Regions from separate parts of the Mus musculus genome. Here regions 1, 3, 4, 5 and 6 are each linked to region 2. A link is a loop called in an ENCODE intact Hi-C map of the cell type or tissue named here. Cell type or tissue: heart. All regions are shown on one strand. Each heading gives the region's core, and the rest is flanking DNA. Links, peaks and the distances in the headings are about the cores only. Region 1 has its middle 140 kb from the start of Snx19. Region 2 holds the start of Adamts15 (a disintegrin-like and metallopeptidase (reprolysin type) with thrombospondin type 1 motif, 15). Region 3 has its middle 140 kb from the start of Snx19. Region 4 has its middle 36 kb from the start of Gm31140. Region 5 has its middle 54 kb from the start of Snx19. Region 6 overlaps Gm31013 (a long non-coding RNA gene).

Evidence for each region. Hi-C counts contacts between places; a loop is a spot of excess contacts. Peaks named below come from ENCODE experiments on the same cell type or tissue, not always from the same donor. Only the 100,000 strongest peaks of a DNase experiment are listed, where the experiment ranks them.
Region 1: it touches region 2 in a loop (4-fold over the local background); 21 of 42 quality-filtered maps call a loop at or near these places.
Region 3: it touches region 2 in a loop (2.5-fold over the local background); 13 of 42 quality-filtered maps call a loop at or near these places.
Region 4: a loop joins it to region 2, with 4 times the contacts of the local background. A loop is called at or near these places in 6 of 42 quality-filtered maps.
Region 5: a loop joins it to region 2, with 2.7 times the contacts of the local background. A loop is called at or near these places in 22 of 42 quality-filtered maps.
Region 6: it touches region 2 in a loop (2.9-fold over the local background); 8 of 42 quality-filtered maps call a loop at or near these places.

The regions. Positions count from the first base shown.
Region 1 is chr9:30,561,202-30,566,368 of GRCm38, reverse strand. No RefSeq gene overlaps it. Among named protein-coding and RNA genes, the nearest start is that of Snx19, 140 kb to the right of the region's middle. In heart, for the core only: a CTCF peak has its summit at 2,773 (motif pointing left); no DNase peak of the experiment used is centred there.
Region 2 is chr9:30,918,018-30,923,184 of GRCm38, reverse strand. It overlaps Adamts15 (a disintegrin-like and metallopeptidase (reprolysin type) with thrombospondin type 1 motif, 15), which reads left to right and starts at 733. Exons shown (of 8, transcript NM_001024139.1): 1 at 733-1,904. The coding sequence starts at 948. In heart, for the core only: a CTCF peak has its summit at 2,239; DNase peaks (open chromatin) are centred at 904, 2,224, 3,314, 3,924 and 1 weaker place; H3K4me3 peaks cover 1,934 bases; H3K27ac peaks cover 1,259 bases.
Region 3 is chr9:30,568,929-30,574,095 of GRCm38, reverse strand. No RefSeq gene overlaps it. Among named protein-coding and RNA genes, the nearest start is that of Snx19, 140 kb to the right of the region's middle. In heart, for the core only: no CTCF peak of the experiment used is centred there; a DNase peak (open chromatin) is centred at 2,885.
Region 4 is chr9:30,841,751-30,846,917 of GRCm38, reverse strand. No RefSeq gene overlaps it. Among named protein-coding and RNA genes, the nearest start is that of Gm31140, 36 kb to the left of the region's middle. In heart, for the core only: a CTCF peak has its summit at 2,553; DNase peaks (open chromatin) are centred at 827 and 2,657; H3K27ac peaks cover 1,212 bases.
Region 5 is chr9:30,478,462-30,483,628 of GRCm38, reverse strand. No RefSeq gene overlaps it. Among named protein-coding and RNA genes, the nearest start is that of Snx19, 54 kb to the right of the region's middle. In heart, for the core only: a CTCF peak has its summit at 2,955 (motif pointing left); a DNase peak (open chromatin) is centred at 2,868; H3K27ac peaks cover 246 bases.
Region 6 is chr9:30,731,992-30,737,158 of GRCm38, reverse strand. The region is part of intron 1 of Gm31013 (a long non-coding RNA gene); the gene reads left to right. Among named protein-coding and RNA genes, the nearest start is that of Gm31013, 47 kb to the left of the region's middle. In heart, for the core only: a CTCF peak has its summit at 2,313 (motif pointing left); no DNase peak of the experiment used is centred there.

The DNA of each region.
Region 1 (5,167 bases), core at 557-4,556, 360 kb after region 2:
ACAATGCAATTAATTATCCATTCGAAGGCTCTTCTCATTCCAACCTTGCAGAGAAACTTGGCATGTTCTTCTGTTGGTTTCTTGCATGTAAAAGAGAACATAATGCCAGCTCTCTTGTCTCCAGGGCTACATTAAATACCATACAGCCTATCTTACTTAAGACCAACCCTGCTCCCTATTGCATATGAATTACCCTGATACCAAGGAAGAACATAATTGTGCTGCCTCACCATTGGCAGAAATGTTAAGACGCTGGCCAGCTTTCTGTCACTGGCAACATGGACCTGGGGACATAGGACATTCTTATCCAAAATCACTCAGATCCCTAAACAGCACTGGGGTCATGTGTTTTCCATCTTCAGAATCCCAGAGCTGACTTGCAGCCCATCTCATATGTGTTGGAATAAAGAAGAGGAGAAATTTGATCCCTATGGAGATAGATCACTCATCAGACTCAATGAGGGTTTCTTGTGTGGGTTGTTGCTGTTGTTGCCATTGTTGTTGTTTTCTTCTTCTTCTTCTTCTTCTTCTTCTTCTTCTTCTTCTTCTTCTTCTTCTTCTTCTTCTTCTTCTTCTTCTTCTTCTTCTTCTTCTTCCTCTTCTTCTTCCTCTTCTTCTTGATTAAAACCAAGCTTTTAGTTTTGGCAATATTTATTGAAAGACTAAGTTAATATTCACTGAAGCCTATGACTGAGCTATTGTATTGCTACCTTTGGCGCCACTTTCCAAGTCTACTTAGAATCCAATGTATCTCTCTGTGATGTTTTGGGAATACCAATGACTATCTCCTATGTTAAACCTTTCCCAGAGTCTAGGAAAGGCCTGTTCCTATGTGTGCCCTGGATGCTGTGGCCTGTCTTATAACACATCATTAGACTCCCTTGAGAATCTCAGATGATTACATTTCAAATGAGAGAAGTCTAATGCCTTCCAGGAAAATGTAACTGTTTTTCTTAGACACACTCAGCAAATTCTAGGTTGCATGAAGGTTGGGGTGGTGCACTTCCTCTAAGGGCAGCCTGCCACATTCTTTACCTATGAGCAGAGCTTTCTAGGTAGCAGAGAGAGGTAATGCAAAGCCTTTGGCCTCTACTGCCAAGTTTTCTTCTGTTGACGCTTTGCTCACAGCTGCTGGGAGCTTGTGGGCTGGGCACTGCACTGCCACCAAGGTAGAACTGGATCTGATTCCTCCAGAACATGGGGGAATGACACTTTCATCTGCTCCCCAGAGCCACTGCTGTGAGACCGTTTTGACAATGTTACAGAACTAGCTTTCCAATGTCTAAAAAAGTGTGAAAAATATAGAGCAGAAAATAAAAATAGCACCATCCCTCAAATCCACTCACCCCTATTACCATAAGTAGGGGCAGATCCTTTTGCTAAGCTCTGTATTGAATGATGTCATAGTGGAGTGCTCTACCAGAGGCTATTAAAAGCATTTAGAATGTCATAGGGATGGAGAGAAGGACACAGTATGTAATTTTATGAGACAGCTTCTTTCATTCACTGTAATTGAGATTCATTTGAGTTGTTGAGTATATTAGTGTGTGTTCCTTATTTCTGAGTAATGTTTAAATACATGGTATTTTCCATCCACACACTGAAGGGCATTAGGGATAACTGCAATTTTTGACAACTCTAAATAGAGTTGCTCTAAGCATTATTGCACAGATTTTATACGGTGCAGGTGTCTTCACTTCTCAGGAGAGTGACTTTTACCCTTACTCCGTGGTCATTTGTGGTTGAGTAATTGAGTAATTCCTTGATGCAGGGAAGGAATCTCCTGTGCATCAGGGATGGTTGATGACATCATTGGCCTCCACTCACCATACACTAAGTTGCATTCTCTTACCACTTTGTGACAAAGAAAAACGTTTCCAAAAATAGTCTTGTGAGGCAAAATCACTTCCAATTGAGATGTGCTGCTTTACAGAAAATGCCCAAGAGTGAAATGGCTGAACCATAAAGGTATATGTTTAATTGCATAAAAAAATTACCAAACTATCAGAGTGTCTATCGTTTTGCATTCTTATTAGTAATGAGGCTTCCAGTGTCCTCACAACCTCTCCATCAGCTAACTCTGCTCCATAGAGCTTTCCTCTGGGCCCTCAGCATGGGTAGAAAAGTGCTGGTCTGCATGCTGGGCACTGTATGGGAGATCCGTGGGGCTCTGGTCCGATCGAAGAGGCTCAAGAGTTACAGTTCTCTAAGGGGAAGCCAGGCAAGGCGGGCTGCTGGGCCTCCTCCTTGGCTGCTGTTGCCGCAGAGTCGGTGACAGGCAGCGAGATGCAGCAGGCAGCTAGGGGCCAAGGTTGGGGCCACCGACCAGGAAGTGGCTGTGGCACACCCAGCTTGTTGGGCCAGGTCAAGGTCCACTGGCCAAAGCTTTGGGAAAGAACACTCTTCCCTGGAGTGTTTCAACTCAGTAAGACAGACACTCCCACATAATCTTTAACTTGCACACTTTAATTTTTGTTGATAGGACCTTATAAACATTTGGGGGTGAGATGGGATCAAGAAGCAGATGCCTTCTATTGGCTTGGCCTGAGGTGTTAAGGATGCCTCATCTGCATGTGGAAGGTCTTCAGGTGTTGACCCTCCATGACTGATTGTCACAGTCCTCTTAATGGGGTGTCATGGTCTTGTGCTCCAGGACAGGAAGCTGGCCGGGAGTAGATTTAAATGCCTACCGTTCTCAATTATGAGAATTGCTGGGTTCCTGAATCCACTGCTTGACTTTACCAGGTTTTCTGTCTGGTGGCACCATCTACTGCCCGGCAGAAGAGGGTTATTTATTCTTTGCTTACCCCCATCAGTTAACACATTAAAAATAGCCTCAATGTCTTATTTAGGTTTCCCAGTACTGTGATAAAACACCGTGGCCAAAAGCAACTTGAGTAAGAAAAGGTTTATTGCAATTTATAAACTCACGGGTTGCACTCCATCACTGAGAGAAGTCAGGGCAGGAACTCAAGGCAGTAATCTCGCAGTAAGAACTGAAGCAGAGACCTTGGAGGAGTGCTGCTGACTGGTTTGCTCTCCAGGGCTTGCTCATCCAGCTTTCTTTTATACCTCAGGACCATCTGCCCAAGAGTGGCATTAACCACAGTGGCTGGAATCCTCCTACAGCAACTATCAATCAATAAAATACCCTTCTTGTTTACTCACAGGCCAATCTTATACAGCCATTTTTTTTTTCAAATAAGATGTCCTCTCCTCACATGTGTATAGGTTTGTGTCAAGTTGACAAAAAGCAACCAGGATGTGCAGAAAAACCTAAAATGTGCTGATGTCACATCAAGGGATGAGAATAAAGCACTTCTTGGATTAAATTAACTGATAGTAATTCCAAATTTGAATTCTCCACCACTGTGCCTTCCGTCTGCCTGTAGTTTGTAGTTATGGACACTAATTTGCTAGTATTAGTTGGCTAGCAAACTCCGGAGATCCACCTGCACCCCTGCTCTATGGTGGAGTTAAGGATGTGCACATCCACTTTTGGCTGCTTTTTCTTTTTATGTGAGTTCTGGAGTCCAAACATATCTTCATACTTGCATGGCAAGCACTCCACTTACCAAGCATCTCTCTGATATACTTTTACTTAAGTATCACTATATCTACTTTTACCTTCAGTAATTTTCAACTTCATATTTCACTCTACTCTTTCTTCTGTTTTCTTTTCAGTGGTAATTAGTGGCATAGTGGTTGGCATTTCTATATCTTGTTTGGTTTGGTGTTGCTGCTAATGTAGTAGTGGGTTATCTCCTGCCTCCTGTCTGGTTGGCTCCAGGGACTGAGCCCCTGCTCAGTAAGAAGACTTGAGAATAAAATAGAAAGAGATCCCAACAGAAGCTCTGGCTCTTTGAATCTTTCTGCTCCCCCTTCCAACATGTTCCCTGTGCCTCAGGAGTAGCGATATAAATATGGCAAGTGTGGTTGGGTACCTCCATATTATTGCCCAAACATGACCTATATTTTAAAGGTAAATTGTATATAAAGACAGATACAACAAAGGGTTTGAGTTGGCAATAATGTTCCCATCATCTTTGTACTCAGAACTATTCATATTAAATATCTAAATTTCAAAGGGTTCAATTTAGAAAACAAGTAGTGACTTCCAAGAGATACAGATCAATAAAGTAAGGTGATTAATTTAGGACCTAGAGAAGTATGTCAAGAACATGCATGAGAATGCTATTAGCATGAAATCAACGAGAGAATAGAATTTTTTTTTTAAAAAATGGAAATTTTAGAAAAGAGAAGCTTAAATGATCAAATAAAAGCCATAGCAGAAAACATCACCAATAACCTAGATGAAGGAGACTAAAGAACATCAGGGCTGCAGGCTATGCTTGAGGAAATACTATATTCAGATATCAGTATTGAAGACAGAACATGACCCATCTACACCTTCTGAGAATTGTGAGATTGGGAGACTAAGACTAATGACCCATGGGCAAAAGAAGTTGAAAATCTATCTGATAAAATTGTAGCTGGAAATTTCTTGACTGTAGAAAATGAAATGGTTGTATAAGCACAGGCAATACTGAGAACCCCGAATCTACGTAGTCAGAGAAGACCTCTGTGACATATTATAGTCAACTTACAAAGTACAAACCAAAGAAGTCATAGTAAGATCTGTCAGGAAGCAGCATCAACCACACAAGCAATCACATCAGACCTCAACAAAGACCTTAAGGCAGGGAAGCATTAAAGGAAATATTCCAAAAGTAAATAACTGCCAACCACGATAGCTACATCTAGCAAAGCTATCTATTTAAATTGATAGATAACAGGAGACATTTAAAGGCAAACACAGACTACAATAGTTCATGTATACCAATTTAGAAGTTCTAGTGAAACTAAAGGATTCCTAAACACTGAGATAGAATAAATAGATGGCTTAGCAGTTTAGAGCACTTCTTGCTCTTGAAGAGGGTCTGAGTTTGATTCTCAGTGCCTATATGGTGCCTCCCAAACATCCTTAACTCAGTTAAGATGCTGAAAAAAAAAATAAACTGAAGACAGTAGAAAGTGGAAGAACTTCCTCTTCTGACTAATAGAACTGACATTGTAAAGATGCCTATATTAGTAAAAGCTATTTGCAGATAGATTCAATGTAATGAATATAAAAATGCCAATGACATTCTTCATATAATTCAGAAAA
Region 2 (5,167 bases), core at 677-4,676:
TTTAACATCTGCCTGGCAGAATTACTGAAACCTGGCAGTCTGTCTAGCCCATCCAACACAGTGCTAACCCCACAGGGCAGCCTGTGTGGGGTCTGGGTTCAAGAAGGGCTGGCTGTGTTTCTCGGAGGTTGTTCTCCCAACACTAGGACCTTTAAAGGGCCCTCCTCGGTTTGAGGTCCTTTTGGAGACTTGATGGTTAAGAAGCAGGGTGGGGGTTGTTGCAACTGGAGGAAAGAGGTGGGCCTGGAAAAAGAGGTCAGTGCTGTCTTGGTTCCAGACTCCTGGACCCAGCTGCCTTGGGAAGGCTAAGACCCAGAGAGCTCACAGATGTCCACCCAGGCAGTAGTAACTGATGCATCTCCGCACTGGGGTACCTAGCGCAAAAAACGTGAATAGGCTCCAGCGTTCGTTTCTTAGGTCAGCCCACGCCTCCTGCCTCGGCATAACGCCACTCCCTCCCCGCCAAGTGGCTCTTGCTCAGGAGGCGGGACCGAGTTCTCCAGTGGCCCCTGGAGGCTCCAGGCAGCGAGCTCTGGGAGGCTGGGAGGGGAGTTAGGGGAGGGGCGCTGACTGGGCAGTCCAAAGAGGAGGGGGCCTTTAATAGGCTCGCCCAGCGCCTAGTTTGCTGCACCGCTAGCGGCTGCGGTTCGCGAAGCAGCCCGCCACCTCGCGTCACTTCTCCACGGCAAATTTTCGGCTGTGCACTTGACAGCGACCGTACTAAAGCTCCCAGAGCGCGCTTTGCTCAGGGAGGAACAGGTAGGAGGCGCGGGCTGCCCTGTGCACGCTCGCTGCTCTGGGAGGAGTCTCGCGGACTTGGTTGGCTGTCCTTTCTGGGAACTGCCCATTGTCCCGGGCGTTGGTGTGTGGGCTACAAGGGGACAGTGCTTGCCGTGGGAGCCGGGCTAAGTCCCATCCCAGAGCGCGTCTGTGCGCGGCCCGGCGCCATGCTTCTACTGGGCATCTCAATCCTGGCTCTCGCCTGGCGACCTGCTGGCAGCTCCGAGCCAGAGTGGGAGGTGGTCGTTCCAATCCGACGGGACCCGGACATCAATGGCCGCCACTACTACAGGAGGGGTACGGAGGACTCCGGGGATCAGGGTCTCATTTTTCAGATCACAGCTTTTCAGCAGGACTTTTATCTACACCTGACGCCAGATGCCCAGTTCCTGGCTCCCGCCTTTGCTACTGAGTATCTAGGTGTCCCGCTGCAGAGGCTCACTGGCAGCTCTCTAGACCTGCGACGCTGCTTCTATTCCGGGTATGTGAACGCGGAGCCAGACTCCTTTGCTGCTGTGAGCCTATGCGGGGGTCTCCGCGGAGCCTTTGGCTACCGAGGTGCGGAGTATGTCATTAGCCCTCTGCCCAACACCAGCGCGCCAGAGGCGCAGCGTCACAGCCAGGGCGCACACCTTCTCCAGCGCCGGGGTGCTCCTGTAGGGCCTTCCGGAGACCCCACCTCTCGTTGCGGGGTGGCCTCGGGCTGGAACCCCGCCATCCTGAGGGCTCTGGACCCTTATAAGCCACGGCGGACGGGCGCGGGGGAGAGCCACAACCGCCGCAGGTCTGGGCGCGCCAAGCGCTTCGTGTCTATACCACGGTACGTGGAGACACTGGTGGTGGCGGACGAGTCAATGGTCAAGTTTCACGGCGCGGATTTGGAACATTATCTACTGACGCTGCTGGCCACGGCGGCGCGACTCTACCGCCACCCCAGCATCCTCAACCCTATCAACATCGTGGTGGTCAAGGTGCTACTCTTAGGAGATCGTGACACTGGGCCCAAGGTCACAGGCAACGCGGCCCTGACTCTGCGCAACTTCTGTGCCTGGCAGAAAAAGCTGAACAAAGTGAGCGATAAGCACCCTGAGTACTGGGACACAGCCATCCTCTTCACCAGACAGGTGAGTTCATCTGTCACCTCTTTGGATGCAACCCCATTTTTTTTTTTTTTTTTTTTTTTTTTTTGGATCATTGAGTTTAGATCTCCAAAGCCCCTTTGTGCCACCCAATGCCCCCTTTAAATTGGTTCCTTTCGAATTCTAGCGTTGGAAGTTCTATACAGAGTCCTCTCCTAGGCTCAGCAGAGCTCCATCTCATGTGCTTCTGGGGAGGTTGGTGGAGAGCCTGCTTTTTCCGAAGGTGTTGTCCTGATGCAGCCAATCAACGCCTTCTGGATCAGGCGCTGAGGGGCTGGAACCCAGGAAGTTGCCGCCCCTGAGCTGCAGTTTGTCTTCAAGATCGATAGGAGGCGCTATGAGGATGGTGTTGTAGATGGTGGCAATGGGAACTCCTTCCCTTTTCCTCTGTGGGTGGCTAAGTTTTCTCTGACATCTCCAAACAGGCTAACTTTTGCTGGATGGAGTCCTGGAAGGTGATTCAAGGTCAGTGCCTGCTGCATTTCTAGTGGGCAACATGTCATTCTTTCTCTGTCTTGGGTCTGGGAATCCTGGACTGAGACGGAGGGGATCATTGTAATAGTTTGTGAGTTGCTATGAAAGGCCAGACTTACATATACACTCCATCGCCGCTTCTCGCTGCATCCTTTTCTGTTGGGCCTTGTCCGTATGATTCCTAGCGTGCAGTCTAAGAAGGCCACCTGTTTGGAACTGGAACCATTTTGTTTGGAGCTTCACTTAGAACTAAGCTCGCGAAACTGCCTTTCAGTTTTCTCAGATCCTTGTTAGTAGATGGTGACCTGTCCAGCTAGCTAGCTGCATCCTAAGAGCAGGGAAGAGTGCTCGTGTCCTAGTCTGAAGACCCTTCCTCGAGGGCAGGACACCTGCTCTGCCCTTGCTGTCAAGAACATTTGGGCATTCCAGCTGCAGGGTTGGAAAGATATGAAGATGGGACTAGAGAGACGGACCCAGATGTGGAAAGAGAGCCCTGTCTTCCTCGCGTCTTTACCAGATCTTCTATCTTAAGAAGCTATTGACCTGTGAACATTTAGTTGAACTAAAAGTTGGGTGCTGGGAAGATCTGGATTTCTGAAATTCTTTAGACACTGGAGAAAAAGAGTTATCCAAGTGCCCTGCTTTCTCTGAGTTTTGGGGGGCTGTGATGTGAACCCCTACAGCGCTCTTTTTTTTTTAAATTATTATCATAACCACAACATTCTGGCCACAGTACAGGGTTCTTTGTTACCTCCATGGCTCTCACTCTCCTCGTTTCTAAATGGCCACTTAGAGTTGGTCTGGCGCCCACGAGCTGGAGCCGGAGTCTTCCACAGTAACCCATTTGGCACAGCTAGTCCTTTCCTGCGCTGGAACTTCCTCCTTTCCCAGCCTCTTCTCCTCCCACCACCTGGTTTCTCTAGGGAGGTCTTTGGCCTGAGCCTTGTTTCCTTGTGCTCATTCTTCCAACTGAGGTCTGTTGAGCGGCCGCAGCCCCAGTCCTAGAAGCCCTGCTTGAGTCACCGGGAAACTGCAGAAGAGGGCTCAGCTTCTGTGCCCAGACCAGCTCTGCAGTCAGATTGCTGGGAGAGAAAGCGGAGGCCAAGAACAGGATATCTTAATGGGTAAAGCAGCTGCTGTCCCATCCGCTACCTGAGATGCCCCTGTGGAGGTCACCCCCTGGCTCTGGAGTAACAGAGCTCAGTCCAGTTAAGGCTGACTTTTGGAACCCACCCTGAGAAGAAGAGTCCCCGCTGGGAAAGTAGGCCACACCATCAGAAGAGATGGCCTTTTTGAAGACGCAATCAAACAGCATGGCAGCTTCTGTTTCTCAGTGGTGGCCCCCAGTGGGCCATGTCATCTGTGCATAATGGGTAAAAGCTGCATGACCACTTGGCTCAGGAGTGGGGATGTACAGATGTGAGTGTGAGAAGTTGTTTTTCTCTTAGGTATTTAGAGGGCAAAGCTAGAGAGCAGGGAGTCTGTGTTGGCAGGCCCATCAACAAGGTTCGAGTGTCATGCTTGGATAAACAGCTCCTCCCCTACCTCCTCACCAGCACAGATTTTTGGGGCCTGCTGTACTCTCAGAGTCCTAGGAACATCTCATTCCTGAGGCACAACCCCTCCTCCCTCAAATCTCCCTGGGGAAGGTACAGTATTGGATGAGAACACGGGCAAACAGCTGTTCTTTCTAGACCAAGACAAATGTGGTCTCCAGGAACCTTAGCTGTCCGGAAGAGAGAATACATTGATCATACAGCAAGTGTTTTGACAATTGGAAGAGTTTCTGTAAGGATTCAGAGTAAGCTCATGGACAAAGAGAGCACATCTGATTTTGCAAAGCAGCCAGCCTCCAGGCTCATAACAGCAGGGTGAGGTCAGCCCAGGAACAGATCGAGGCTCTGCCGAGAGTCAGAGCCAGAGTCGTTCTCATTTATTTCTATGAAGAGTGCAACGTCTCTGGCTTCTCATTGCACGGGGGCTGCAGATGCCAGGTACTTACTGCTGTGACTCCTTAGGCCCTGATTTGCTGAGTCCTCCCTGTTCTCAGGCCCAGTGCCTCTGCTGCTTCAGTAACCCTTTGTGGCACAAATGGCTTTTGTCCATTCGCTCATTCATCCTCTTGAGCATCTACAGACTTCCAGGTACGATTCTGGCTGGAGCTGTGCATACTAATAAGGTGTGGCCCAAGGCCTCCTAGGAACTGCCAGTGTGGCAAAGAGCTGTCAATCACAGCATAATATGTTAAGTGCTTTCTTGCGGGCAGCTCCGTGTGTGTGTGTGTGTGTGTGTGTGTGTGTGTGTGTGTGGCCTGGGGAGTGCTGGAGTGGGGAGAGAAGCCTGCTTCTGAGTTATAAATGACCTCTCTTTGCTCCATCTGCTTCACTATTTGTGACATTTCCTCTTTTGACATGACTTCATTTTCCTTTTTATGACTTGTACTTTATGTCTTCCTCCTGCTTTCACTCATTTTATTTCTCTCTGCTTGGTGTCATTTCACACCATTCTCCCTCCCTTCTTTAACCTTCTCTTTCTTCCTCCTTTGGGATTATCCAGGTGGACTCAACTGTCTTATGGTCTTCATCCACACTCCCAACTTTCCCCGTTCACAACCCTGAAGCCTGGTACTGATTTTGTTTTGGTTTTGAGTGGTCCCATATTTCGTTGGGAGGAGTGTGTGTGTGTGTGTGTGTGTGTGTGTGTGTGTACATATGCATATGCGCAAATTAGTGTATCTGCCCCTGGAGGTCAGACATATAAGGTCGCCCTAGAGC
Region 3 (5,167 bases), core at 470-4,469, 350 kb after region 2:
GGCCTTTGCCTTGTCTTCTTTGTCTTGCTCTTTCTGAGGAAAACTTGTTTGTTTAAATCCAGAACAGAGATGGACTTTGTACTCTTAGTATTCTGTGGAGTTAACTTTGTTTTACAACGACTATCATCCCGTCAGAGGCTCCTTGGTGTAAGAATGTTGCTGTATGCTTTGTGACATTGACCCTTAGCAGTATCTCTGGCTTATGCTGGTGACTGTTGGATTCATTTAAATAGTGTTAGAGTTGCCAGCTTATAAACAATAGTTCCCTCTCCTCCCTCTTCACTGAGTATAGAACAATGGAGACCAATTGTAAAGTTCAACAAAGGAAGGGATCAGCAAGCTTACTGCTGATAAAGTTAGACTAGCCAAGGATTATAAACAACTGGACAAAACAGGCTTCCTTCTGTGTTGTTTCAAGAGCACATGTTAGGATGTGTCAGGTGGGAAAATTTGGACTTAGGGAGTAGACATATTTGCTGAATGTTATTTCTGCATACTCCTCAGGAAAGAAATGCACCTCCTGGGCCTGGGCGCTGGCCAGGGACAAAGCCCTCAGAAGCTGGAGTAGGGTGGAATGCAGACTCCCATGTAGCTCTTTATCCCCTGTTCTCAGGTTTCCATTCAAGGTGAGGAAAAGAAAGAGGAGGAAAAGAAAGGGAATGTGTTTCTTAGCACTTTACAGGGGGGAGGCTTTGCATTATTGGCACTTTCCTGCCTGGGGCCCCCTGTGATGCTGACTTTTGTCACAGGTGACAACAAACACCACAGAAAGGCTTTGCTGAGAAAGCATAGCTTAGGGAGGGAAGCAGGGGGAGAATTTCTTGCTGCTGTTGGCATTACTGTACATTACCTTGGATGGAACAAGGCATGATGGTTTTATGCTGGTCGTGTTGACGGAGAAAAATCTGCCCTTACTGATTAGAAATATACATTGAGATTCTAAGTAAAATAATATGTCTCAGATTTCCTTTAAAAGATTTTATCTGAAACAAACAAAACCAAAGTGAGATGTGAGAGGAAGTACAAAAGCAGATGAAATTACAGGCCTTGTGTTGAAACTGTTGACCTGGGTGATGATGGGTACCCAGGGCTTCATTATGCCGTTCCCTTTGATACTCTGTATGTTGTCAATTTTCCATAATTGACATAGCTCCAGAATCTCTGAGTTGTCTACAACGCCAGGCTAAGAGATAAGGTAGTCAGAAATGATTCCCCAAAGTGTCTAGAGAGCAAAGCTATCACTACTACCTGGTACTCACAGAGCCACACCAACCAGAGCAAACGGTGGGTTCCCCTAGTGGATCTGAAACTACTGCTACACCCCGAAACCAAACATGCTGGGCTGTCCGCCATCCGGCAACATGCATCTCCCTCTGTCCATAGTGCATTTGTTCTTTCTTTAAATGACAGAGGTCTGAGCACCATACCCCAGACATGGACAGGTGGGAAGTGGACTGTGCCTTTTACTGTGAGAATCTTTCAACATAGGAAGGGGATCCAAGCCATCCTGAACAGAAGGCTAAGTTGTCATTGCCAGGAGAAAATAGTTCTTGAAGTACTTCATATTTTTCTTAGATTTCCAGCACAGAAAATGGCTGTGTTCGCTTGAGCAGTTCTTTACAGCTTATAAATGTTCTCGAATACAGTCACATCTTAGTGTCTGTAGCTTACAAGGCTTTCTTGTGAATACTTCCAACAACTTCATGAGTTAGAATTGCCTCCAAATCACAGCTGAGAAAATTATGGGAAACAGAGTTAAAAGTGATTCACCCAAGTCCCCAGAGCTTTGAAGCAGTGGCCTCAAGATCTAGACCGGGGAGACTCCTATTCCAGGTTGTCACTTTCATGGCAAAGCCACCAAACTCTTAGAAATGACTTTCAGCCAGTTGCAGCTTTCATTTATTTATTTATTTTATCTGAATTCAATCAAGAACCCAAACTTCTTAGAAGTTTGCCCTCCTTTGCTAACTTTTCTGAATAGCTTTCCTCAACCCATTGATAATTGCCCTAGGCAGATACGAGGGTACCAAAAACCAAGGGCACTAAGAACCCATAACCAGTTTCAAGAAGAGCTGCAATTGTATCCCAGGAGTCTAAGGTAACAGGGGTTATGAATCACAAGGTCATTGTGGGTCAGGTGAATGGTGGCTCAAAAGAAGAGTAGGAAGCTGATTGTCAAAAAATTCAAAATAGGAAATAGAGTGCTGAAGCAGAGGTTGAGAAGGTTGGAAGAAGGTTGGGAGGTTTGGTCATGCAGTACAGCATTTTTTTCATATTCTTTGAAAGAAGTTTTACTATTATTGTGCATGGGATGTGTGTGTTTGTGTGTGGGATGTGTGTGAGTGTGTGTGTGCGTGCATGCGTGCGCGCGCACCACAGCATGTATGGAACAATTTATGTGTAGTAGTCAGAGTATAAATTTGGTAATTGGTTCTCTCCTCCCACTCTGGAAAATGGGGACCAAACCTGGATCATCAGGCTTGTAGAGCCCCCTTGCCAGCTTCTCAAAACACTGTTGATCACCGAGTGTTTTATTTATTTTTAAATGATTTTTTAAAAGTTATAATCCAAGATGATTGCTTGAGTGTCCTTGCAGTATCTCCAAGAAGTGTTTATACAAAGGCACCTGGAAAAGGGCACAGATCTGCCAGGTTTGAGGGAGGAGTAGCAGCCCTGGATGCAAGTAACTGCCCTTAGCACATTCCAAGGGTGAAAGCAGGAAAAGTGTGATGCTATGGCTAAGGAGGGCCCAAGTCCAGTAAGCTCTCCCCTGCTGCTTAATACAGGAAACATCCCCCAAACATCTCCACTAATCCCCCCACCAATACAATGAGAAATGAGTGCCTCTGGCAGCCAAGCAGTTATTAAGCCAGGACCAAACATATTCCCGCCCATAGCAACGGAGCCAAAGATAACAGCAGGGAATAGCCAAGCTGTAGAGAAATGGCAGACACAGAACATTCAATCCTGGGAGTCCCCCACCATGCAACTGAAGTGTGAGAAAAAGAAAGGGGCTTGTTCAGCAAAGCCTTGGGAACTTCAGGATGCAGGGTGGAGCTGGATCAGGCTGAACAAGTTTAGTGAATTGTGGAAGTGGCAGGCAATGCCTCTTGAGGAGGCATACCAAGGATGGATGTTAGCATTTCCTCCAGCTCCACCCAAGTTACCTAGCAGCACACAAGTCCAGGTACTAGCCTGGCTTGATATAAAAGGACTGTTTGGCCTTTTTTCTCCCTCTCCCTCTCTCTCTCTCCCTCTCTCATTCTTTCCCTCTCTCCCTGTCTCCTCCCATCCCTCCCTCCCTCTCTCCTTCCCTCCCCCTCTTCTCTCTCTCTCCCTCTCTCTCCCTCCCTCATCCCTCTCCCCATCTCTCTCTTCCCACATGTTCCCCAGCAGGTCTCTTTCCCTCTTTCTCTCTTTCTGTTCTTTTCTGTCCCCTTTCTTTCTCTGCCTCTGCTCTCTTCTGTAGACCCCCTTCCCAGGTCCTAGATAAACTTCCTTTTATACTAGGCCTGTGGTATGGCTTATATCTCAGGGGGATGCCTCAGCATGGGCCCACTAAGGCTCCCCCTCCCCTCTATATCATACCTTGTTGTGGTTTTGTTTGTTTGTTTGTTTGTTTTTACAAAGCACAACAAGGGAGGCAGTGGAGATTCGTGGTAGTATGGTAGACTTCACATATTTAAAAGTGGATTTGTTTCTAGCACTCATTTCTCCAAGATGACCCCGCTCTTATCAAAGTGCCCACCCACACAGTGTTTGCCTAAGGTTTCTTTGTGCCAGGATGGAACTCTTTCTAAGCAGACAAGCTCTCAGAAGCACCTTATAACTATCGATGCTCTCCATTCAAAGAGGACCATTCGCCATTCAAGGAAGACGGTAGATTCTGCTTCAGGCTTTTGCAGACAGTACAGGCCAATAAGAGGTAGAGGCAGAGCTTGTGCCCTGGGAAGAAGAGTAACTTGAATGTCTATTCTTTGCAATAAACGTGTTAGCGTCATTGAATGTTGTCACTAACTAGACTTTAGAGATAATCCGGCAGCTTATTTTTACAGAGAAGAAAACTAAGCTAAAAGTATTTGAGAATGGCCTCACCCTTAGTTCCTGCCTTCTGAGCAGTGAACCCTTCTTTCACTTGAGCTGGGAAATCCATAAGGCAGATTGCCTTTATTTTAGAAAGAATAAATGTTGCACTCCCGATTTTGGCAAATGGACCTGCCTTGATTCCTTTGTTTGTCCACAACAAAAGTGTTCAGGCTACTTCAGTTCATCCATCCAAGATTTAATTTTTTTTTTTTTTTTTTTTTTTTTTGTGTGTGAGGTAGAATAGTTACAGTGGGAATTTTTTTTCACTCCCCCCTTTTGGCCCTGGCGTTCCCCTGTACTGGGGCATATAAAGTTTGCAAGTCCAATGGGCCTCTCTTTGCAGTGATGGCCGACTAGGCCATCTTTTGATACATATGCAGCTAAAGACAAGAGCTCCCGGGTACTGGTTAGTTCATATTGTTGTTCCACCTATAGGAGATTTAATTTTTTTTTAAAAAAAAAAATTAGTTTCACTTAATAAAAATTCAGCCACTGTAATCCTAGATGAAGTAGACACCTGGCCACATGATACCAAACCCACCCATTCCTGTTCCCATAGGATCATGGGATCCATCCCTCATCCTTCTCTTCATCCTCCTCAGGAAGGAATTATCCACATGATCACAAAGCCACAAAGCAATATCAACTGCTAATGAGCTGACAATCCCCCAAGTCTCCCCTCGATCAACTTGACTGCACTCACTCCCTACCCTTAACTGAAGACAGAGATCACTGACTTTGGCACCATGTGAGTCACAACACATTTTTTTCTGGACATGTTGAGGAATGCAGGCTCTGGCTCAGATGGATTTCCATAACCACTAGCCAATTAGGGGGTCTCCTTAGCACTATTTCTTTATCTGTAAAAGAAGAGTCAGATAGCACCTGAAAGGTGCTAATGCTAAGCGAAGAATTACTAAGATAATCTAACTAAAGAGTTTTAGGAGATTGACACATAGTAAATAGTTGTGCTCATTCCTTTTACTGGCTATTGAACCTAGACTGAGACCATTTTATGTATGAATTTAGGAACGTGCATGTGTGCATTTGTGTGCACGCACTTATGCAGGTGTGAACAATT
Region 4 (5,167 bases), core at 821-4,820, 76 kb after region 2:
CCCTCCTTCCCTCCCTCCCTCCCTCCCTCCCGCCCCCCTCTCTCCTTCCCTTTCTCTCCCTTTCCCTCTTCCTCCCCCTCCTCTCACCTCCCCCTCTCCTCCCCTTCCCTTTTCTCCCTTTCCCCCTCTCTCCCCTTCCTTCCCCACATCTTACCCACATCCATGATCTTACTCTGTCTCCTAACTTGCCTAAATCTCTATATACCCACGTTGGACTCAAACTCACCATCCTCCTCTCTTATCCCCAGTCCCTGAGTGCTGGTATTATAGGAGTGAGCACCATGCTGGGTACTGATATCTTACAATTAGAAAAGGGCTTCAAATGGATGGGCGCTGACATTTAGCTTGGGTCTGAATCTCCCTCCTTTTTTTTTCTGAAATTATGCAGCCTGAAGTTGATATTCTTCCTTTAGGCCCCTGCACCTCTGTTCTCCTGTAGTCAAAAAGTTTGACCATGCTTGGATCAGACAGAAGGCTTGGAGGACTCTGGGAGTGTTAAGTGTGCTGTGTACTCAATAGTCGCCTAGGGGTGGAAGAAGCAGATACCCTGAGAGGGGCTGTTGTGTATAGCAGAATGGTGTGTGAGGTATGGCTGTGTGGGTGTCTGTGTGGGGTCTGGGTGGGAAGGAGGCCACAGATGGGGTGTGCACATCCTGTGTGTGGTCCTTCTGGCCTTGAAGCCCCCAGGAGGCTCTGGTTTGGAGTCACTGGGCGTTGGAGGCTCTTGGGTTGCTTCCAGCAAGGCTGGTTGGTGTTGAAGGGACCGTCTGATGGCTGTGGGAAGGGCACCAGTCTGCCTGGTCTCTGAGGTGACTGATTTCCTCTGTGTCTCTGGGAGTGGACAGTAGTGTCACAAATTGCATGGGAAAAAGGGCTGCCTGGGGCGGGGCCCAGGCCAGCAGGGGTGTAGACGGGAGGGGCTAGAGAGGGAGGTGGATGCCCGAGTCTTTGGGGAATAAGGAGAAAAGGATTTGAAAGCCAGGATAAAGCATTTCCCGAGCACTTGGCTCTCTTCATCTATTAAAATTAAAGCCAGGCCTCTCCTGGAACGTTCCATTTGAGATTCTTCTGGGAAATTCAAAAGACTGGGGAGGAGTGGGGGGGTGAGTTGGGCTTTTCTGCCTCAGTTGATAGTATCCATGCTGGACGGGGCAGCACAGCAGTTTGGTATTTGTTTTAGTTTTGAGCACTCACTGAGTTCTAGGCCTTGACTTAAGGGATATGTAAAATAGTCATAGCCCGACGGAGAATGCATATAAATAAACAGATGGTGATGTGATAACTAATGCTTGAGAATGTCAATTGTAAATATGCATGCAAGGTTGATATATTTGGAGAGGTGTGTGTGTGTGTGTGTGTGTGTGTGTGTGTGTGTGTGTTGTTACTGGGATTTTCACAAAGACAGATCTAGGTCTACCTATTGATCTATCACCTAGATATAAAAATGGCTATTTCCCTACACAGACCAACTCATACATTATTAACTGGGATGGACTCTGAGAAGTACATCGTTAAGCAATTGTGCTGTGATCTGAGTACCACAAATGCCTAAGAGATATAGACTCATTACTCCACGAGGCCTCAAGGCCATCAAAAGACACAACAAACACGAGACGTATGAGGCTGCTGTTGTCATGCTATACTCTGTTTTCAGTAAACTTAAATTAGTTTTTACAAAATGGAGTACACCCTAAAGCAACAGTTGAAAGCACAATCTACACACAAACAAACAAGCGATAGAACTGTATTCTCCGGGACCTACACACTAGCAATACCGTTGGTTTGTTTACACTAACATCACCACATATATGTGAGTAATTGGTTTCCATATGAGATCACAATGGCTACAATGTTACTAGGCAATGGAGAAGCTTGTGCAGACTTCTAGGATCACCACTGCACATGTTGTTTGCCATGGAATGAGACCTTAATTGTAGTGCATGACTCTCGCCTGCAAGCACTTTGTACTGTGGGTGAACTTGAAGCACTTTGCCACTCTCCCTTACCAGATTAAATATTCCTTGCAGGAACTCCTGCAAGCAAGTGGTATGACTGGAACTCAGGCAGGCTTCCTTAATGGTTTTCTCTTACTAAATCTATCCATAGAGGTGAATCCAAGGTACCAGAGGAGATTAGCGATAAGGGCATTTAACTTTGCTCCTGGGATCCAAGAGAGCCTTCCCAGAGGAGGAATCAGGTTGCAAAGACTAGAGCTCCCAGGTTGGACTGCATCTGTGTGTGGGTGTGCTGGGATGCAGGTGTTCCGAAGGAGGCTTCAGAACTGTCCGTGGCAAGAGTGTGAGAGAGAGAAGGCACCTCATTTTTGGCCAGTCAAGAGCAGGTCAGTGCAGCCCAAGCTCTCTCATCTCACACCAAGGAAGGCAGGGTCAAGGTCCCAAACATGTGCACGGCTCCTATCAGCTGACTGTATTCCAGGCTCCAGTCTCTCCTCATGATGACAGCAGTGCAGATGTAGCCAGCACCGGGAGGGAGGGAGGGAGGGAGTCAGTCCACCAGGGAGAGGGAGGGGGGTTGGAACCAGTCTATTTCCCAGCAGTGATACCACCCCAGCCATCAGCTCCTTGCCAGCAGGGTCAGCACAGGCATGGTGAGACGGAGGTGGAGGAGCTGTCTGCGCTGTTGCTCAACCTCGGCACGTGGAGTCCGATGGCCTGGGTCAGCTGCTATCTGGGTCTTGTTTAACATCCCTCCTCCTGTGAGCCCTGCTAACTGGCCCATCTGTCCAGCTGATGAGAAGGCTTGCAGGCAAGGAATGCTGTTCTCCCAGGTCTAGCCATCTTTCTGTAGCCAAACAGATGCGCAGAACAAATAAACAGGCCAGCAAGTCGTAGATGGGTTGTGTTAGGCTTAGTTGAGACATGCTGTCCTTTTTGAAAGCTGTTGATGTGTTTAAAAGAGACCAACATCTGGGGCCAGACCATATCTGGCTGTATATTGAGGCCAAGACTCTTAGCCCATCCACAGTGACATTGTCTAAATGTTGTACTTTTCGAAGAGTACCAAGATTGTAACCCACCATAGAGTTAATTGAGTCCTTCCTCCTGGATTTTGGACTGTTACATGTGAGTTCTTTTTCTGCCTCAGGATTCCTAACTGTGCAGGTTAGACTAGGTGATAGAAGTCCCTTCAGGAACTGCAAGCTGCGTTTTCCCTGAGTCTAGATTTTGTTTATTGCATCTGTCCCATGTTTTTTTTTTTTTTTTTTTTTTTAGCAGGGGCAAGCTTTTGTATATAGTCCCAGAGATTTGTGCTGTTGGGAGGACCTAGAGGACAGTTCTACAAAACAGAAGTTTACCATTTTGGGGTGGGGAAGGATCCAGGCTCAGCAATGGAACAGACCTGGGTTTGGGAACACTACCTGTCTTTGGCAGGTCCTTAGATGAGCTCTTTAACATATTTGGTCTTGGTCTTCCCTTTGGTAGAATGAGAATAGCAAGCCCAACAGCTCTTGGGATTTTGTGATGATTCCCAGGACAATTCAAGCCCCCCCCCAAACTTCTCATTTCTTCCCTAGCCTGACCTCAAGTCTCTTCTTGCAGGGAAACCACACTCAGCTTGCCTGGCCCTTTCCTGCTCTTTCCTCTGAAGCTTCCTCTTTCCCAGCCAACTTGACCATTCACCCAGCTTGCTAAGCATCTCTTATAAATGCAGGCACTTGGAGCATCTCTACGTCTCCCCCAAATCTACAGACAAAGGCTCGAAGAGCTTGGCTGAACCCCCTCCCTCCTCATTCCATGCTCAGCTTTGCAGAATGGCTGGCTTGCAACTGGTTCTGTAAATGTTACAACCACCTCCTGTCTGAGCCTTAGTGCTTCTGCTTAGGGCTGAAATGCTATGTGGAAGCCACTGGTTGTCCATGCTCAGACCACACACACCTTCCTGGAGCTGCCAAGGAGGAAGGGAAGAGAAACTGTGTGCACCATTTGTTTCTGACTTGAGACTCCTAGCATTCAGCATATCTGGGGTTTCTCCCTCCACTTAAACACTTGAATGCTGAGCAGCTCCAGTGGCAATTGCTCACACATCCCTTGACTTGCCAGCTTGGCTATCCTAGAGATTTTGCTACTCAAAAGTGGCCACCTTTTGCCTCCCAGCAGTTCCAAGGCCTGAGGACTCAGAACTTTTCTTGATTACTTTTAGAGACACCATCTTAGTTTCTTCTGTTTTTGTTTGTTTGTTTGTTTGTTTGTTTGTTTGTTTTTTAAATCTTTTGGTGGGGAGGGGAGTACAGGCTCTGTGCATCCCAGGTTGGCACTGAAGTCGCTATATGAGAGAAGAACTTCTAACCTTCCTTCTGCTACCTCCCGAGTGCTGGGATTACCAGCATACATCGTTACACCCAGTGTATTTGGTATTGGGGATGGAACCCCAGGCTTCACCCGTGCTAGCCAAGCATTCTTCCAGCTAAGCCATGCCTCCAGCTCATTATCTATAGAGCCATAATTTCTCTTAATCAATCCCTTCCTGACAATTGGCCATCATTTCTATGCATAAAAATAGCCACAAATGCCTGTCATCAACGTTACTTCCTCTGAGCAAGTTCTGTCATTCTCTTCTTAGCCTGTGTATTGTGCACAGAGGCTGTGAATTAGTTCGGGAAAAGGGGGCCACATGGTGTGACCTTCTCAACTTTTCCTCCTTTAGAAAATCACTTGTCATATCCTTTCAATGATCAGGGCTCAAGTTTAAATATTCAATGATATTGTGGTGATTTGAATATGTTTGGCCCAGGGAATGGCACTATTGGGAGGTGTGGCTTTGTTGGAGGAAGTGAGTCACTGTGGAGGTGGACTGAGAGACCCTCCTCTTAGCCACGTGGGAGCCAGTCTTCTCTTGCTTCCTCCAGCACCATGTCTGCCTAGACACTGCCATGCATCCCGCAATGATGATAATGGACTGAACCTCTGAACCTGTAAGCCAGACCCAATTAAATGTTGTCCTTTATAAGAGTTGCCTTGGTCATGGTATCTCATTGCAGCAATGGAAACTAAGGCACACATCAAGACCACCCTTTTCATTTGGATTTAAAAAATAGTTATATTGCTAGGAGTGGTTGTACATGCTTATAATTTTAGCTCTTAGGAGGCCAAGGTAAGAGGATTAATATCATGAGTTTGAGGCCAACCTTGATCCCATACTGAGTTTT
Region 5 (5,167 bases), core at 584-4,583, 440 kb after region 2:
GGGATTGGCCCTTGTTCTCTTGTCGATTCACCGTGATCTTTGGACCTGGCAATATAGCAAAGGGTCTATGTGGATGTGCTGGGGAATGAGGTGGCCTGGGTTTGAGTCGCTGTCTTGTCCCTTCCTTACCGAGATATGCAAGTTATTTTAGTTTGAAGCACCTATGTCTCCATCTACAAGGGTATAAACATGGGTGAAAATTTCACAGTTAAAGCAATCTTGGAGAGTTTACTAGCAAGAGCACCGAAGCCAGAACTTGACATCCTGTAAGTCCATTTGGATGTTAGCTACTCCTGTCAGAGTGGGCACTGCCTCTCTCTAATTCAGCACCACTATCAATTGAAAGAAAGGTCCTAGGCTCTTCTCCCTACCAAATTCTTTGAGGAAATCCAAAGCGAGTGCACATGTGACCCTGTGGACTACTGGCTATTTGTTCCATGATATTCCTCATGATCTGCCCCAGCACAGTTTGCTTATTGCGTTTCTCTTCTTCCCAGTGAAGCTAAGCGCGGGATTCTTTGTCTCTTTGAGAGGTCTCTGCCTCACTGGTGGGTTTTGTTCTTTCCTGGAACTTTGTGCACCACTTCGATACACTTCACTGATTAAAAACATTCTCTCCATAAACTTCAACACACTGGCAAGGGATCTTTGCCACAGAAACTCCCAAGAATGAAATTACAGGCCTCTTTGTGTGGAGAGCAAACATTTGGGAAAGAAGCCACTTTAACTCTGGGTGTGCCAACTCATACATGCTCCTAGATGACCCTCCCTGCCACACTGTCATAGATGCCATAGTGCCTCAGTAAGTGACCCTGCAAAGCGGTACTGTGAACCTTCCCACACTGTGAACTTAATACTTGTGTCTTCCTCAAATTTACGTGGTGATATTTAAGACCCTCAGGGTGATGGTTTTGGTAGGTGGGGCCTTTGGAAGGAGATTAGATCATGAGGGTGGGGCCCTCAAGATTGGGATTGGTGCCCTCATAGAAGAGGCAGGAGAGAGTTTGTTTGTCCCCTTTGCCACATGAGGACCTGGCAAGAAGACTATTCACAGGGAAATGGTCTTTAGCAGATGCTAACCCCCAGCACGTTGACCTTGACCAGCAGTTTCTGGAACTCTTAGGATGAGATTTTGTTTTTCTGTCACATTAGTCCTGATAGCACAATGTCTGCCACATCTGTGAGGACAACCACTCAATGCTCACCCTGACATGGCAGTGGGGCTTATAAAGGAAAGGGACACCAATCACTTAATGATTCTATAGCAGCATGTGGATGTGGCTTCTTGTCTCTACATCCGTGGGTCATGCAGCATGGTGTGTTGCACAGAATGTGCTGGCTGCTAGCGATAGCCAGCTTCCCCTCCCCATCAAGGTGGCAAGCTCCTGAGTGAACCAGTCTGGGGCACATCGTGTGTAGCAGGGCAGCATGACATTGGGTGTGACAGCTTGGATGGGAACCAACACCGTCTGTCTTAGTTAGGGTTTTACCACTGTGAACAGACACCATGACCAAGTCAACTCTTAGAAGAAAAACATTTAAACAGTTTCAGAGGTTCAGTCCATTATTATCAATGAGGGAACATGGCAGCATCTAGAGTTCTACATCTTCATCTGAAGGCTGCTAGTGGGAGGCTGATGTCCAGGTGGCTAGGGTGAGGGTCTTAAGCCTACACCCATAGTGACGCACCTACTCTTACAGGGCCACACCTTATAATAGTGCCACTCCACTATTATACAAACCATCCCACCGACTCTCACCACTGACTTTAGGAAGCCATCTAGACTCAGCAGATCTCAGCGTCTCCTCCATAAAATTGAAGCCTAAGATGAGTGAATGATAGCATGTGCCTTCTTCACTGATGGTGACTATTCATCTTGTAATAAGAGATGTGCGTATTGATCTGACTGAGTCAGCAGATGACAGAGCTTTAATTCTGGATAGTAACAAATTGATATCATGTAATCTTTGTTGTATTTCTTGGCAGGGGAAGGAAGAGAAGAGTGGAAAAAGAAAAGGAAGGGGAGGGGAGGGAAGTCAGAGGAGGAGGAGAGAAGAGATCCTAGAGTTGACATCAGGTCAAGGTTAACCACAGCTCAAGGGAGACACAGCTACAGTGTCCTATTCAGGTCTCCTATAATCTTGTGAGTTACTTACATGTCTGCACAAGAAGATCATTTGCATACTTGCAAATGGATGCATGCATGTACTAGGGACATTGTTGCTATTTGTAATTGTACGAAGCTTATTGAGGAGGAAGTCTGTCAGGGAAGTCCGCACACCACTTGCTGCCCTGACCTGCTGGTTCTTGGTCTCCAACTCATTCCTTAGCTGTGATCTTTCACGCTAGAAACCACCTCCGGTGCTGTCCATCTCCTCATACCCATGTCTAAGAAGCCCTTCCTAAATCCTTCCCAAGGAAGCCTGTACTGTCTGACTCTGCCCTCTGCAGCTCTCCGATGCACCGTTGAGGTCTTTCTCCTAAGTGCCAGGGGTGACCTGACACTGTGACTCCTCATCCCAGGCTTCCAGTATCCTCACCATTGTATCCAGGATAAGTTCACCAAACAGGACTTTAGTCTTCTCTATTCCGGACTTCCGGCTACCTGACACTACAGATTTATGCTGGATGCAGAGAAAGCAGAGGACGCTGTGTAGAAAAGGGATGGAAGGGATCCCAATTTCAGTCTCCTCTCACAGGCAGAATATGAGCCCAAGAGAGCTGGGCCTCCTCAAAAAGACTCTGTTTGGATCTCTTCTTTTCATACAAAGAGATTGGGACTTGTTGTTGCTTCCCGGGGTAGTTGGTGACCTTAGTCTGGGAAGTTACAGCACCTCCTAGCTTCACTTTCCCATGGCTCCCCACACACAAAAGCTCTGACTTCAGGCTAGCTGTTACTGCTGGGTCTTACTCCATGACTAAGGCAACAGCGCCACCTTCTGGTCTTAGTGCCACAGCGGTGGTGCTCTTGAGTGCTCTTGTGTGCCCTCTTGTGGACTTGTGGATGATGAGGCGCAGAGAGAGGTGGCTGGAGAACCTCCCACGAGGTGTCTGATTTTGTTGGCTAGTGTAGAGGAAAGCCTAGAAATTAAGGCTTTGCAACAACTTAGGTGCAGAGGGTCAGAGGTATAGCTATGGCGAGTTTCCAGACCCACATGAGATCTTATATTCTCTGGTGACAAATATAGCAGTGGAAATGATGTTGATGGAGAGAAAGGATTTATGGAAGATGGTGGGAAGGAGCTGAGATAGAGGCAAGGTAGAGGAAAAGAGAAGGGGATATTGTTCTGTCCCATCCTGGAGCCATCAACAAGACCAGTGCAGAGGAGCCGGCCTTTCCCCAGGAGGCGTTCCATGGAGTGTTCAGTTCCCTGTTTGAACTGATGGGCCCTCTGTGTTATTGGCAATAATTAGCTGTCCCTGGCTGGGGCTCAGCCTCGGCTCCTGTGTCAGCCATATAAGAATCTCAGTGTCTTGGGAACGTGAGCTAGGCTTGAAATATACTTCCCTGAAAGGCTTATTTTGTTTGGGGACAAGTCTCATACCAATCTGTCCTGCCAAGAAATTACTGCTGTTAAACTGTTGGTTTTCATTGCTGTCAAACACAATCTTCCCAGGAAAGTACTAGGCAGTTACCCTTGAAGGCCTGCTGGAAGAGAAGGCTTTTGCCTTTGTAGGACTTCTCTAGACCCCTCTGGGGGAATTGAAAACAACGGAAACACTTTAAGATGGCTGTAGACAGTGCAGCCGAGTCAGTCATCCTTGGGCTTCCCTCCCTAGGGTCCTGCTACCTACAAGGCCCCCATTAGTATCTCATAGGTCCCCAGGGAGACCAAATGGAGACCTATGGATATAAGCACAGCTTCGTTTTGACCATATGCTTGGCTTTACTTTTTATTCCAAATGCACACAGTCCTGCAGGGTCCGGCCTAACAGAGAGGTAAGGAAGAATGGGGGAACAGAATCCCGGCAGTATTTGTTCAGCCCTGGACGACTGCAGGGACAACGGTGCAAATAAATACAGTGGTTTCCTTTCCAGAATTCTTCTCAAAACATCTGGGAAAGCAGAGAGGGCAATGTTTTATCCTGTTGCCATTATTTTCTTATTTAATTTAATCTTGTTTATAGTGAAATTTATTCTATTGCAAACACACTGGAAAGTCAAAATATGGCCAGAGAGATTGCTACTTCAGATCATCCAATAGGGAGGGATTACTGTTGATTTGGAAGACAACGATTCTCCAAGCAGGTCTTTCCATTTTCCTCCCTTTCAGGAGTTGGTCTGTTTTAAAAGACCGTTACCATTTTAGCTTTTAAAAGGAAGTATTGTTTTTAAAAAATCAGACCACAGAGGCAGAGTAGATGATGTTTTCTAGAGGCTAAGGGGTTGGAGGATTCAGGAGATGTCGGCCTCACGACACTGAATTTCACATAACTTTACAGGATCAACCACATCGCACGGTGACCTCAGAAATAAAAGCATATGATACATTTGAAAATTACACGGAGTATAAATTTTAACTGTTCTCATTACAAAGGTAGTAATGACAATTATATATATATATACTATATACACATACATACACATATACAGATATATATGTATATGTATATATATATATATATATACTTACATATATACACACACACACACACATATATAACTATAATTTGTCCAGTTCCTAATTCATATGTACCATAATGTAATGCGTTGCCCCCCAAAACCACAATTTTTAATTTTCAATTTAAAATTTTGCCAAATGTAGCATGATCTAGTATACATCAATATAAAATGCTATCATGCAAATCCACTGCTGGTTAGTATTATGAAGGAAAATTAGGCAGATCAGCATTACAGTTACAAAGGATGCATGCTGTTTTTCAGATAGCATAGTCAGGACAGTGGTCTCTGAGAAGGCAGTGGTGAGACAGAAAGAATAGTGAAGAATGAGCCATTGGACATCCAGGGAAGATCATTCCAAGCAGGGGACTGATTCAGGGGGGTGCTTGGTGTGCTTGAAGACGAGAAGGAAACTGGGTAGAGCTGGGGCATGAGACCACATCCAGGAATCAGTGTTGGGCTTTGATTCTAAGAAGAAATTAGAGTTAGAGTGATACAGAAGCATTCCTGAATCAGTGGTGAGCAAGCTAGGCTCTGGGAACCCT
Region 6 (5,167 bases), core at 340-4,339, 190 kb after region 2:
TTCTATGGAATATCAAGGAGAAGGGGCAGAGATCTATGGGTACCAAAGGACGAGGAAGAGTGTAGTTGGGTACTCTAGTCTGGATATAGCATGGCTGATACAATTATGAACGCACAGCAGCTGTGATTAACCATACCAAGTCTGAAGACAGAGAGACAGAAGCAGGGCCTACATGACAGAAGAAAAGACTTGGCTTGAATGGGACAAGAGAGGGACGCGAGGTAAATGTAATAACAATGCATCATATGCAGGCGTGATACTATACAGCATCAAAAAATCAAGTCTATGATGGGAAATTTTGCCTCTTGTAGTATATGGTACTGTAGATGCTGGCTGTCACATGTGCAACATGGATTTGGTTTCTAAGTGAACAGAAGTTACTTTCCTAGGAAAAGGGTTCTGAGGAGGATGGAGGCTGAAGCTTGAGGGAGCCTCTCAGAATACAAAGAAGAGACAGTATTGGGCTGGCTGCTGAGCACAACTACTGTCTTTCTGCTTTTCACAGTATTTCTTAGGCTCTTTATGCACTCTGTCTCTCCTCTCTGACCTTGCCTGTGTTTGTTTGCCCATGTGTGTGGTGTCTGCCTCTAGGTCATCAGTAAAGGCTAACTTAATGACTAAATGATCTTGTCTCAGAGTCCCTGGTAAATCTAGAAGACCAAGCCTAAGAAAATAAACAGGTCCTGTGTGAATCAGGCAGACTTTTACACTTCATTACTTTTAAAATTGAGATAGGATATTACTATATACCCCAGGCTAGCCTGGAACTTAATATGTATTTGAAATTAGCCTTGAACTTGTGACAGTCCTCCTGCCTATGTCTCCTGAGTATTGGGATTACAGATATTAACTCTAAAATCAATTTAGGATTTACCTTCCAAGGCAAGGTCACTTACTGATCTTTCAGGCCGTCAGCACTATTGTATATTAGGTGAGACCACTTCTCCTTCTGTGGTCTCCTTCATGGTCTAGAGCTAGCCTGGCTCCATCTTATAGGATAGAAGGACAGTTTCATCTCATCCAGCACTTAGTAGCAGCCTTATTTTGACCTTGTGGCAGGGAAATGCCATGCATTCAGTACTGATTTTGTAAGCTATGTAGTCAAAAGAGTTAACCAAAGTAGGGTATGAAAGCTTTATGGGAATGTTGTTAGTTTCCCAAAGCACACATCTGCATATCTGGCACCACATTGAGTTAGGTACTATAAAATTTATTCTTTTGTAGATGAAGAAGTTGGGGGGGTCTAGAAAAGTCAAATACTTTGCCCAGTTAGTCTTCAGCAAAAGACGGCAGTAGATTTCAAACTCTGGCAGTCCAACTCCAGAATTTCACTATACACACCCCACCTCTTGTTTTTCAATTTTAAGTCATAAATTCATGAAGTGAGTGTATTGTGCCATCTCTTCCCAAACTGTAGAGTAAGACCTGGGGCACGTGCAGGGAGTGGCTTATTATCATCAAAGAAGGGGCTGAGTTGTGGTTCCGTTCTGATGTTTGATGGAGAATGGAGAGTTTACTTTGGTAAGTTAAGATGCTTAGGTTGGCCCACTGACAGGGGCAGCACAAAGAAAAGTCAGGCTCAGGATTGGGATTCCTGTGTCTCTGCTCTTGGCTTATCACAGTCGTCATCATCAGCGCCTTGGCTATCATTAGCGCCTTGAATTTTTGTGTTGGTCAGTGCCTGCATTTCTGTTTTGTTTCCATTCTGTTGCTGGATACAGAAGACATCAGGTGAGAAGGGATTCTTCCTAGGGGCTGAACTACAGGGAGTTTCTCGGTGTCTACTTCATCTCCTTGTTAATTAAAGGTGAGAAAGTGCCTGGGGACTTGGGGTAGTTGATAAAAGCAGGCCTACTTTCCAGGGTTAGCCCTATGCCCCACAGTTAGGTTCCCAGGCTTTTGTTTATGAGCTATAAATTCCTCAATGAGGTTTGTCTTTTCATTTTATTGGGGAGCTTTCCTCATAAAGCCCCTCTAGAGGCCATCAACCCCACTCCCAACTCTTGGGAATTGTCTTATATGTACATGCCTTGTGATCTCTTTCCCTTCCGTTAGCCTCTTCTCTCCCCTGTTAAGAGCTCCAACCCAGTCTGTCTTCCCATTTCTATTCACCCTACTCGAATGGGGAATTCCAAGCAGCTGTGTTTTCTGAGGGCTATCACTCTGCAGAAACGGATTCCTGCTCTGGGTGCTGTTTTATCTGTAAGACTAGAAAACTAAACGATATATAGTGCTTAGATATCATTTTCTTGAACTACTTCTCAGTGCTGGAATTTACAGTGTTTAATGCCAGGCTGTCATCTAGTGGCTGTTTAAATGGCCCCAGAGCCATGAAACATACCCAGTCCACTTCTCAGACCATTCTGCTGGAGGATTTTTAGTAATACAGGACTGGAGTATCTACCCATTAACCTCATTCCTGTTTTGCTTCATGTGACAAGTCTCTGAGAATTTGAAGGCATCTTTCATGACTTTTGCCTAATTATCCATTCCAAGGCAGTAACAATTTTCTTTACTGAAGCCACAGGCCTTGTTTTTTCAAAGATTCTATGCAAGCTAGTTTTATGTCAACTTGACATGAGCTAGAGTCATCTGAAAGGAGAGAATCTCTACTGAGGAATTGAGACATCCATAAGATCCAGCTGTAAGGCATTTTCTTAATTAATGATTGATAGGGAGCCGGGGGAGCAGCCCATTGTGGGTGGTGCCATTCCAGCTCTGGAGGTCCTGGGTTCTATGAGAAAGTAGGCTGAGTAGGTCATGATGAGCAAGCCAGTAAGTAGCATCCTCCATGGCTTCTGCATCAGCTCCTGCCTCAGGTTCCTGTTCTGCTTGAGTTCCTGCTCTGACTTTCTTCAGTGATGGCCTATGATGTGGAAATACAAGCCAAATAAATCCTTTCCTCTCCTCCTTGCTTTTGGTCATTTTGTTTTATCATAGCAACAGTAATCATAGCTAGGGAAGATTCTTTATGTATCAATACTTCTCTTGAATGATAATACCTGAGAATGGTGAAACCCGAGAAGCAAGAATTATTACAGATGTGATCAGCCATAGGGAGGAAGAGATCTCTTTGCTGTTCTGTGTTCCATTAATACACCCAAAGAATATGTTGGGGGTTGATTGTTGTTTGATGGTTGAGTATTTTTAGCTGTAATGATAACACAGTACTAGGAAACTACTCATAGGAGAAAGCCATGCATATATTCCCGAGGCCCCTTCCTTAAATATATGAGGAGAACTTGATTTCATCCCAGATGCCTCCAGGTATTCTCATGACCAGAGATTTAGGAGTCTTGGCCACAAACTCAGAACAGAAGGGTGGCATCTCTGAAGGAGGTTGTTTTCTGACAGAGTGAGGATAGGTGAGAGGGAGAGGGGGAAGACCGACCCTCTATTCTTGATGGTCCCTGTCTCCTTGACTTCCTCTCTATGGTCTCTTCACGGCCTCTTCCTGCCATTGCAGGGGACATATGAAAGAAGACCTGCATGAGGGCTTGCCATCATGGGGAGAGAACATAGGAGGGGTGCCTGTGGGTTCTTCTCTAGATGTTGATCTTAAGTAAATACGCTAAAAGGGCTTGCTAGGCCAGTTGCAAAGGCTTGCCCAGCTTCCCGTGATAGAGACTTAGGTCACATTAAGAAATACATTTGGCCGGAGAGGATTCCTGTTTATCAGGCTCTTTAGGAACTTTGCAAGCACTGTGCCTGGCAAATGTTTCTAAGATCTATTTATTGATAATCTGGCCCAGATCATCAAGCATATTGGCTGGCATCTATTGAAAATGATGCCAACATGAGCTATCATCAACCAAAATCCGGACCATTTTCCTAAAATAGAGTTAACCGTTCTTACTTTGCATCTGGAAGACCTAAAATGTTCGGGGTCATATGAATCACCAGCAAGGAACTATATAGAAACTGGATCTGTTATTCTTGTTCCTGACAGTGAAGCACAGAGTAACTTCCTAAAGAACCCCACAGAGCGTTAGCAAAGGCCTTGGGAAAGGAACTAGGAACCCCACCTCGGCCCATGCTATGTTAGGCAGCAGACCTACTTTTCTGTGCCAGGAACAGCATCCTGACAACACCCTTTCTTCCAGATCCCAGATGCCCTGCAGAGCCAGGCAGGTCAGAAAGGCAGATGTCAGCTAAGCGGGGCCTGTTTAAGGCATAGCCTGGGAAGTATGTGTCAGAAGCAGGTGAAAGATGTCAAGTTTCACACAAACTAGACACTAGATGAAAGTCTGGGGCAGAGAAGCCTGGGCTTTATTTACTTCTGTGTTCAAACCACTCTGTGTTATGCAGAAAGAAAAGTGCCAGAAGTTCTCTGAGAGAGCCTGAGTGTGGGTGTGGGTGGGAATGATGGTACCACCACGGGGTCCCACTTCTACCAGTGATGTAGACTTTGAAACTTACAAAGGCGGTATAGCAAAGTGAATATACTTAATATTACTGGAATTGCACATTTGAAAATAATTAAAATGATACATTTTATGTCTAGTGTATTTTTTCATAATAAACAAACCTGCAAATAAGCAAACCTACTAGACACAAAGATAGTGCTATGAGGAATGACTAGGACATTGCCTGCCACACCTCTGATAGAGATTGATACTCATCTCCAGGAAGTAGGTTAGATCTCACAAGAATGGGCTACTCAGAGTGTGATCATGTTATCAGTTTGTTTTAAAACAAGTTGAATTTTCTCTCTTGGAACAGATAAGGTCTCAAGTGTTTGTCTACATAATCTTCTTTTATCCTGTTTCTAGATTTTGCTATTCCTGCTCGACACTTAGGATTTAGTCAAAAGTCTGTTTTTCAGACTTCGAACTCATTTGTGCTTTTTACCTGAAAATTCCCCTTCCTCTAACCTCATAAAGTATATAAGAAAAAACTCCTCTCATTTCAGCACACCTATACTACTACCTGCTACGACTATACTGTCTGTGTCCTAGAACCAACATCTACTTTACAACAGATTGGATACCAATTTTCAGCTAGAACTGGAATAGCTCACTTGGTTCATTAAACTGCTTACCCACCCCTGTTCATTTAAGATCACCCACCAGTGCTGCTATAACTAACCAACTTCTTTGAAAAAACAGGGCCTTCCAGAAAGCCTTTAAGCTGTGTGAATTTTGGCTGGAGTCCATTCAAGATCAGT